Regions from separate parts of the Homo sapiens genome. Here all the other regions are linked to region 1. A link is a loop called in an ENCODE intact Hi-C map of the cell type or tissue named here. Cell type or tissue: heart right ventricle. All regions are shown on one strand. Each heading gives the region's core, and the rest is flanking DNA. Links, peaks and the distances in the headings are about the cores only.

What was found. Hi-C counts contacts between places; a loop is a spot of excess contacts. Peaks named below come from ENCODE experiments on the same cell type or tissue, not always from the same donor. Only the 100,000 strongest peaks of a DNase experiment are listed, where the experiment ranks them.
Region 2: it touches region 1 in a loop (4-fold over the local background); 39 of 110 quality-filtered maps call a loop at or near these places.
Region 3: it touches region 1 in a loop (8-fold over the local background); 78 of 110 quality-filtered maps call a loop at or near these places.

What each region holds. Positions count from the first base shown.
Region 1 is chr3:124,078,201-124,081,346 of GRCh38, forward strand. The region is part of intron 1 of KALRN (kalirin RhoGEF kinase); the gene reads left to right. Among named protein-coding and RNA genes, the nearest start is that of KALRN, 46 kb to the left of the region's middle. In heart right ventricle, for the core only: CTCF peaks have their summits at 1,340 (motif pointing left) and 1,540; no DNase peak of the experiment used is centred there; H3K27ac peaks cover 756 bases.
Region 2 is chr3:124,280,245-124,283,390 of GRCh38, forward strand. The region is part of intron 5 of KALRN (kalirin RhoGEF kinase); the gene reads left to right. Among named protein-coding and RNA genes, the nearest start is that of MIR6083, 93 kb to the right of the region's middle. In heart right ventricle, for the core only: a CTCF peak has its summit at 1,669 (motif pointing left); no DNase peak of the experiment used is centred there; H3K27ac peaks cover 1,253 bases.
Region 3 is chr3:124,015,308-124,018,453 of GRCh38, forward strand. No RefSeq gene overlaps it. Among named protein-coding and RNA genes, the nearest start is that of KALRN, 16 kb to the right of the region's middle. In heart right ventricle, for the core only: a CTCF peak has its summit at 1,410 (motif pointing right); a DNase peak (open chromatin) is centred at 1,374.

The DNA of each region.
Region 1 (3,146 bases), core at 311-2,810:
GTATTTGTGTACTTGTCTTGACTTCCTTACTCAACTGTATGTTGTTTGAGGGCAGGACCTGGGTCTGACTCATTCTGTACTATACTAGCATAAGAGACACAAAGTGTTTGTGGAATGGATATTTACCTCAGTGAAACAGCTGCCTAGACTTGGGTTCCATATGAATTAGTTAATTGATAATGTATTTATAATAGCCTCATGGATATTTATTGGGTCCTACTGTGTTTAGGGGCTCAGTGGTAAATGCATCAGGTACAGTCTAGGCCCTGTCGTGTAATGGGGAAACAGGCTGGTAGAGTGGCCATAATGCATGTGGTAAGGATGGTGACAGGGCAGGTACAGGGCTGTGGCTGGGGAGGTACAGGGCTGTGACGGGAGACACTGAGGAGGATATGGGAGCACATAGCAGAGACAACAAACATAGTCCTAACATCTCGAGGGCTTGCTGGAAGAAGAGGTCTTCCACCTGAGACTAGAAAGATGAGTAGAACCTTGACTCAGGTACATAGTAAAATTGCTTTAAGTCTCAGTTTAAAAAATCTTGTTTTATTTGCATTTACTCGCAAGCACTTACAGAAATACTTCCTTAGTACTAGGTTTTCTGAAGTGATCTCTCACTCTCAACCAAGGCAGTTGTTAACATTTGAAGGTTTCTAGGGACTGGGACAAGGGTTGTTGATTGTATTCAACTTTTACCAAGCCAACAGCTGTGGCTGGAGACAGAAAGTTTTCTCTTTTAAGAGCTGGGTGGAAGATTATTCTCTTCTATCTGGGAAAAGATAATCATATACTTTCATGCTGTCAGGGTGGGGCCTATTCTGTTTTTGTTTGTTGCTTGCTTGTTTTGTGGCTTCAGCTGTGTGGATACAGAGCAGGAAGGCTAGAAGCAGGAAGAGGCTGGGGTGTTTTTCTGACCCTACAGATAGTTCTTCTTGGGTCGGGAAGAGAGACTGTAGTAGCAAACATGATCTGCAGCTGCAGAGGAAGCAGAGGGGATTTTTGCATCAAGGACAGACGTGGGGATGAGGAACTGTATACAAGTCAGGAAACTTGATACCAGAGAGAGGAGGCCACAGAAGATAAGGGGTCTCCGTAGACCCTGTACAAAAGAAATGTACAAGAGGAAGACAAATGGATTAAGAATCATTGTGATGGATAATCAGAAAGATTATGAATGATACTTACATGTTTCTTTAAAAGGGATTACTTTTTTGGCTTAATGCTTGTACTCTGTTCTCTTATTTTATTATTTTATTTTTAAAGGTATTAAACTGTGCTGCTTTTTAACCACACCTAACATTTAGGACCCAGAGCCCAAGACATCTACTGCCACCTGGTGGTAGAGTATACCACCTGTGGGATTTGGAATTGATGAGACTACATTGATTGAAAATTGATTCTGCAGTCAAAATATGGAATCATAGAACATAGAGTTGTTGGAGATATTAAAGATTACATAGTTTTTCTTCTAATAAAACCCAACGTCTTTTTATATAAGTATTTTAGTTGAATGCCTCCAATGACAGAGAGCTCATGATCTGGCCTGACAGGCTATTTTGTCTTTCATTCTTGTTAGTTAGAATGTTTTTTCTTTTTATTTATTTTTAAATAGAAAAGTCACTTGTATTTATTTGTCTTCATGTTTACCTCTGGAAAAAACTCACAAGTTTAGTGATTCATCTATATAATAAGCTTTCAAATATTTGCAGGAACGTGTTTGTTTCCCCATAATCTTTTTGTCTTCAGGTTAAACAGTCATAGTTCCATATTTATTATTCTGATGTCATGCTTCTCAGAATCCCCATAGCATTTCTTTCCTCTAGTTGCATTCTATGTTGCCAGTGTTCCTGCTGCCAGAATTGGATCCAACCCATTGTTCCAGACAAGATCAGGTTAGTGAACTCTAGTACTTGCAGGCTGTCTGAACACGAAACTTCTAACACCTTCTGTATAGTATGAGTTAGCTTTCTGTAGCCTTTCCACAATGCTGACTCCTCTTAGGTTTGTGGTAACTGAAAGCCCAAGAATTTGTATCCTTTCCCACACTGTAAAACTTTTTTTTAAAAAGCTAAAAGCAAGGCTGTACTTTAGAAAGAAAGCTTAATGACACAAGTTTAACACAAATACATTCTAAATTTCAGAGGTTACTCGTAAAGCCAAAGCCTTTTTGAACTCCATACCAACTCAGTTTCTCTTTGGAGGTAGATCCTGGTATTAGTTATTAGGGGTCCTTCCAGATCTTTCTGTGCATTTACATAGATAGATAGATAGATATCATCAGAAATGTGTAAATTGTGTATGTGTGTTTGAGGTTAACATATCATTTTGCAAGTTTTCTGCATGCAGCATGTCCTGGAAATCTTCTGCATAGTGTATTTCACAGTGTGGATATTCCATAGTTTTCTTAGCAATTCTTCGATTATTTCTGGTGTTTAAAATCATCATAAACAGCGTCTCCTTGTACACATGTACAAGTGCTTCTCTAGGGTAGATACAAAAGACTGGGTGAGTGATACATATATGTTTATTTTAAAATGTAGATCTCAGACATGAAATTTGCCCTTGTTAATTTTGACCTAGTGTTCGAATCTGCCCAGATAATTTTATGTCTTGATTTTGATCATCTATTATAATATTAAGCCCACTATACCAGTTTTGCCCATAGTATAAGCATATCTTTGATCTCCTGATCTAAGGAAACGATTGTTTTAAAAGTCAAACACAACAATTAAGGGAGGAGCTCTGTGGCCATTACCAGAGACCTGCATTCCACCTAAAGCTCACTGTATGCTCCTAACAAACACTTTGGTCCATGCAGTTTATCTACAGCAATTCTACCCAACTATACGCTCATCCCATTCATTTTTTACCATCTCATATACAAGAGTTTCATGGAGGACATTTGTAAAAGGCTTAGCAGAAATCCAGACTCACCTTCTATGACATTCTCCTGTCTACTGTAGCGGGACTGTCATGGAGGGAAATGAGAACGGCACACGTTGCTCCTGGGCATCTGTTATTTAAAATAGATCCTGGTAACACTTTAATGAGCAATGTGTTTATGTACCTCCATGCAAGAGTGTATTCAGTCTCAAAGATATCAAGAAAAAATAAGCTGTCCACTCCCAGTTGCCTGTCTTACCTAT
Region 2 (3,146 bases), core at 416-2,915, 200 kb after region 1:
CCACAGCTTTGTGAGGCAGCCTGTTCCACTGTTCTGTAGCCCCAGTTGTTAGAAAGTCCTCCTTCCAGCAGGCCAGAATCTACCCTCCTGTAGTTACACCCTGCAGTCCCATCTCTGTCTCCCAGGGTCATTGGGGAACTACTCTCTTCCTTCCCCTGCAGGGCAGCTCTCCCATAACTTGGGGACAGTGCTTGGGGACCTTCCTCATGTTTTCTTCACCAGATAAAGTTCTGTGAGTTCTTTCAGCCTATTTTCGTTTGACGTGGGCTCTAAACTCTTTAATGCAGCTTTCCTGGGACCAGTTTTTCAAGTGGATGAGGGGTAATGGGAGGAGTCTGCAGCTTTTGGTCCCACTTGCACAGGTGAGAATGAGATTTTGTATGTGTAGGTGCACTAGTTTTTGTAGCCCAAGTTAGTTGATCTGAAACCCCAAGAGTTTGCCCACCCAGAGAATGATGTTCTCTCACTTGAATAGAGAGAGACACCATCTCATATATAAATACAGGAGGATGTCTTCTCACATGTGAGCACAGAGAGATTTTTCCAGTATGAAAATGTTGAGTTAAAGTGTTCTGGTGCCAAGGTCAGTAGTAGTTACTGTTTCTCAGGGAAAAGCCCAACTCAAGGGTATCTACTGTTCAACCCCATTCCTGTATCCCATGGCTCTTCCTGAGGTCATTCCCAAGGAGAGCAAAAGCCTCATACTCTTATCTTGTAAAGAGTCGGAAACCTGTGGTAAAACAACATGGCACATGTATACCTATGTATCAAACCTGCACATTGTGCACATGTACCCTAGAACTTAAAGTATAATAAAAAAAAGAAAAAAAACACGCAAAGGAATATTAATCTCTTGGAGGAAATCTGCCTCTAGCTGGAATCCCAGAAGGGTTCTTCCCCCAGTCCCCCATCCCATGGCCCCTTTGAAATCCCACTCTTGGTTTGTTCACCTCTAGTCTCTCCTTAGTAAGCTTTCTCTAGCATAAGAATGTCCTGCTATAGGAACAACTGCTGATGTGGTGAGAAGATATACTCTGTAACATATGCGTTCTGGTGGAGAGATAAAAGAGGGTTTGGTTTCCTCCATCCTCTTTAGAGATTGGGTTGACCAGCTTGTCCCAGATTTCCCTGGGGAGGTGACCTTGTCATGAGGTGGCAAGAGGGGGTACAAACATGAGGGCCCTAGAATGGAGAGTGAGACTGGACTTGGGCATTCAGCTCCCATCCCTCAGGGCATTCTCTTCTGTGCTTTGCACATTCCCACCTTTTCATGCCTTTGTTCATGCCAACACTCCTCCCATTTGGAATGCCTGCTCCACTATATGTGCCTATTAAAACCCTCCCCCAGCTGAAGGTCCAGCTCAGATGCTACTCTCTCTGTTCTGCCCTGTTGGAGGTGCTCTTTCTCCCTCTGAGCATTTCCTGCAGCCCTTATCCATCCCCCTCAAATTGTCCCTGTTCCATGCCATCTAGCATTATAGCTAGGTGCTCAAAGATCTCATTCCCCCAATTATATTGAAAATTTCTGGAGGTTAGGACCAGTGTCTTCAATTACTCTGTGTTGACCAGAGATACTTAGTGCCAAATAAATAGTTGACCGTGACACAGTCTGTACTCACTGGGCTGCTTGAGAATAGAACAAAACCTGTGAACACTGAGCTGACACAAGAGCACCACCTACTGCTGAATGGTTTCTAGGAACGCTACCTTAATGCACTCACTGTTGAAAACTGGGGTGTTAGCAAGTTTCACCTTGCAATGGAAAGAGTGATTTGGAGGCAAGAAACTGGTTCTGGTCCTTTTATACTAATCCAAGTGGGAACAGATGAGGTGGTAGTGAAAGTAGAAAGGGAAGGGACAAACCCTCGAGACACTCAAGGGAAGAAAATGAGACCAGTGACTGGCTGGATGTCAGGGGGCAAAGGCAGCACCAAGGCCTTCGTGTTAGGAGGATTGGCAGTGGGACACGAGTGGGAACAATTCCCGAAGACATTTTGGAAGAAGGATGGATAATTAAATGAAATTTTAATTTTAATTTGTTTTAAGGCACAGAAAAGTGAAAGAAGTGATTATGAAGGTTACTAAAAACATTATCATGTGTTAGCTGGTTGTTGCATTTCTGCCCTACATTTTTCTTTTTTTTTTTTTTTTGAGATGGAGTTTTGCTCTTGTTATCCAGGCTGAGTGCAATGGCACAATCTTGGCTCACCACAACCTCTGCCTCCTGGGTTCAAGTGATTCTCCTGCCTCAGCCTCCTGAGTAACTGGGATTACAGGCATGTGCCACCACACCTGGCTAATTTTGTATTTTTAGTAGAGATGGGGTTTCTCCATGTTGGTCAGGCTGGTCTTGAACTACCAACCTCAGGTGATCCACCCACCTTGGCCTCCCAAAGTGCTGGGATTACAGGCATGAGCCACCACGCCTGGCCTCTAACCTACTTTTAGGGACAATGGATGCTATCTAAACACAGGCATTTACCTTGGTCCTCTGGCAGCCTTGAGGAGTGATGGGGCTCTTCATTCAGTAAGTTCTTCCTAAGCCCTGCAGAGTATATCCTGTAGGGTCTGGAAGCTGGAAACACTGCCAAGCTTCTCCTTGTGGATGTGCCCAGCCTGGCTCCCTGCATGGCCCCTTACCTGTCTGAGCCCCATTGCAGAGGCTGCTGCTGGAAGAGGGGAGAAGGGGCAAAATGGGGTGCCTAGTCCTCCTCCTAAGCTCAAGGTCAGGCCCACCTAGCACATACCAGCATAGCTAGGTGGTGGTCTTCTCCCCAAGAGAAGGGCTCCCACAGGGAAGCCTGCCTCCTCCCAGAGAGGGGCTCCCAAAGAAAGAGCTGCCTCATCCTTAGCCTCATGTGGAGCTTTGTTCCCAGATGTGCAAGTGATTGGCACAGCCGATTTTAGGATGTGTGGGAGGACTAGATGAGAACATCCAACAGACACTCCATTTTTGCAGTAACAATAATAGTTACCATTTATTGAGTGTATCCCTTATGCCAGGAACAACCATTAGCTCATCTAAATTAACTTGCCAAGGGCCAGATCTCAGTTTATGTCTAAATTTAGCTCCGGGATAAAGTTGGGCATTATTTTCTCAGCCTGGATTAAATAGGATTTGACCTCTTCAAGTCTACATTTTGGGA
Region 3 (3,146 bases), core at 416-2,915, 63 kb before region 1:
GGATAAGATCAGGCCTTCCAAAGCAGACTCAGGGTTGGAATTTTTGCTCCATCATTTACCAGCCACGCTACTTGGGTTAAATTACTTAAACAGTCTGAACCTTAGCTTCTTCATCTGTAAAACAGAGATAATAATAATATTTCTCACAGGGCCACTGTGAGGATAAAATTAGATAATGTACCCAAATCTCTTCACACAGAAAAGCCTTCCCCTGGTGGATCTCTCATGTACCCCCTGGATTTTCTAGGAGAGTGTGGCTTCTCCAATACCTTCTCGAACAGCTATTGAGAATCACTGCTTGTAATGAGAAATATTACGAATGTGGAGCCAGAAAAAGTCTGACAGCCTTTGCAGCAGGGGGATGAGGAGGAGGTGGTTGTGTGTGTCCTCAGCTCAGTGGTAGGTGCTGGGCATGTGGTAGGAATGAAAAAGAAAAGGTAGCTATTATTAGTAGAATAGTATCTATAACTTTTATTTTTTGGCACAAATTAACAATTTAACAAAAACCAGACATTATTTTTGTTGGTGCTTTACCGGAAACATTGCTGTTTTCTAATGACTTCTGGTAGTAGTTTGTCATTATTTTTTATTTTAGGTTTTATTTTGTGTAAAAGGACTAAGTGAGATGGGTGTTTGCAATTTTTTTCTTTCCAACTGACTAGCTAGTCAATGCTCCTTTGGACCCCAGCCCACCGCCCTGAAAAAAAGGAAAAAGAACAAATTGAGAACTTATGAAACCACAACCCAGAAACCTGAATGTTTTTCATTTTAACTTTTCTTGGAAAAATTTGATGAAAAGCCTGTGCTGTGGTTTTAAACGGCATTGGGATGCCCGTCTCCTGTCCTTACCCCTAAGCTTCTGAACGTGATTTATATTTCCCTATTTTAAGCTAGTGCAGATTTATGAGACTTTAAACACCATGGTTGGAGTTACTGGAGGTTTAAAGAGATTAAGCAGGTCCAGTAGCACCTGGAGGTGTATAAGTTGTTTAAAAGATTTATCGGCATTCCCATGTTAAAATTCACTTCTCAAGGATTCTCATATCCTGGATCTGAATCTATTTTGGGCAGAGGAGTAAATTTTTAGGATGTTTCATAAATGGAGGAAAAAACCCATCCCTCTATCGCTTCTTGCTTTGTTTTTTGGGCTGTGCCTCTGCCCCCTCACCTCTCTATCTTGCATGTCTAGCTAGTTCTGTCTCTGGGGTTTCCCTTCTCTCTGTTCCTGTCCTCTCTCAAGCGGTTGATCTCTTAGTGTTTCTCTGTGTTCACAAACTCAGCCTTTGACCCAGGAACCTAACAACAGCCAGAGGGAGCCTGAAGCTTTCTTGCCTGCCCTTGGCTCCTTGTGGTCCAGGGAGGGCTGCGGTGGTGGGAATGCCTGACACAGGGTAAAAAATCTCTGTGTTTACACCAGGGGGAGCAATGACTCCGTGGCTGAGAGGGGCTGGCTAGAGTCTGGAGTTTCCAAATGTCCATTCAAAGCAAGACACAATTCCTAGGTAGTTAAATTTAGGAGACTCTGTATTGAATGACCTTGAAAATAGGTTCAGGGCACAACATGGGCACACCGCTTTGTCATATTCTACAAATACTGGGGAGAGCCAACATTCTTCTCATTGCCAATAATTATGCTCATCAGCCTCCACGTCTTGCCTCTCACGTTTCTTCCATGTCCCAGCTCTGCCCACCCTGTCAAATCAGTGTGGATGTAGGGAACATGAACACATTTTAATATCAGCCTAAACCAGACATCACTGGGAAGGAAATTGGAGAAACCATTCCAAAGTCAAGTAAAAATAGCTTGTGAATATGTACTCCATGGTTCCATTTATGTGAAACCCTACAAAAGACAAATCTAATCTACAGTGACAGAAAGCAGACTGGTGGTTGCTTGGGACTAAGGTGGGGGCAGATTGGCTGAGATGGCACAAGAAAACTTTTTGTGATGTTGAAAGTATGCTATGCCTTGATTGTAGTGATGGTCGGACAGTTATATAAAGTTGTAAACACTCACTAAAATGTACAATGAAAATGAGTGTGAACTATACCTTGGTTTTTAAATGTCTCTGTTGTACATTCACACCAGCCTTTACCTCCATTAGCATAGACAATAGGAAGCTGTGTGTGAATCTTAGAATGCTCCCCAATCCAGGAGTGGTTGTTCAACCAGCCTATGCTGTGTGTCTATAGAGGGCACGGATAATCCAAAGCAGCAGATGAAACACCTAATTAGTTCTAATTGACTCTGGACTTTTTCTGTGCATTTGCCTTCCCTGAGTACAACCTGACTGACAGGAGCGGGGAGAGTAGGCAGCCAAGAAATGTGGCAGGGGAGGCCAGATTAAACAATTACAAGGGAGGGACAACAAAAGGGTGACTGACCACGCAGATGATAAAGAATTGTTGACTTTGTAATGTGAACTCATATTGTGCAAAGCAATTGGTGAGGTGGAGCAGATGTGCATTAGAAACGAAACCAACCACCCGGAATGGTCATGGTCTCTGGATAACAGGGGAGCTTCATCGACTCCATCTTTTCCACATCTCTAATTAAAATTTTGATATTACTTAAGTCAGGCACACTGCTCTATTCATTCCGACATCTGAATATCCATTTTAAAGTGGGCTAGGCTCACCCAGAGGATGATATAACTAGATTAAGAGATGGTGTGAGGGTTTAGAACATTGGATTTTTTGTCCCTGTTTGTGTGACCTTCTGGAAAATCTCTTGTTTCATTTATTTTTTTCTTTATTCCCTTATTCAATAAAATTATTGAGCACCTATTATAAACCAGGCTGTTTGCCAGACATTGTTGACATATTGCTATAGGCGTCATTTTCCTCATTTGTAAATGCTCATTCTGGGATCCCTTGACTATCCTGACCACTGTGCTAATGGTAGGTAGTGATGAGGTCAGGCTCTGAGACCTTCAATGCTGTGCCTCAATGTTGAGGCTGCCTCAATATAAAAGATAAGACTCTCCAACTTCCTTGGTCTCTATCTTTTTAAAGAGTGGCTCCAGATCACTGAAAGCATCTTTGTCATAAAAATTCCATGGAAATGAAATTAAGCATTTTAGTTTTATTTGTTGAAAATCTGTCCTTTAAAAACCTCCTGAGACCATTTTAAAGTTAATTTCTTA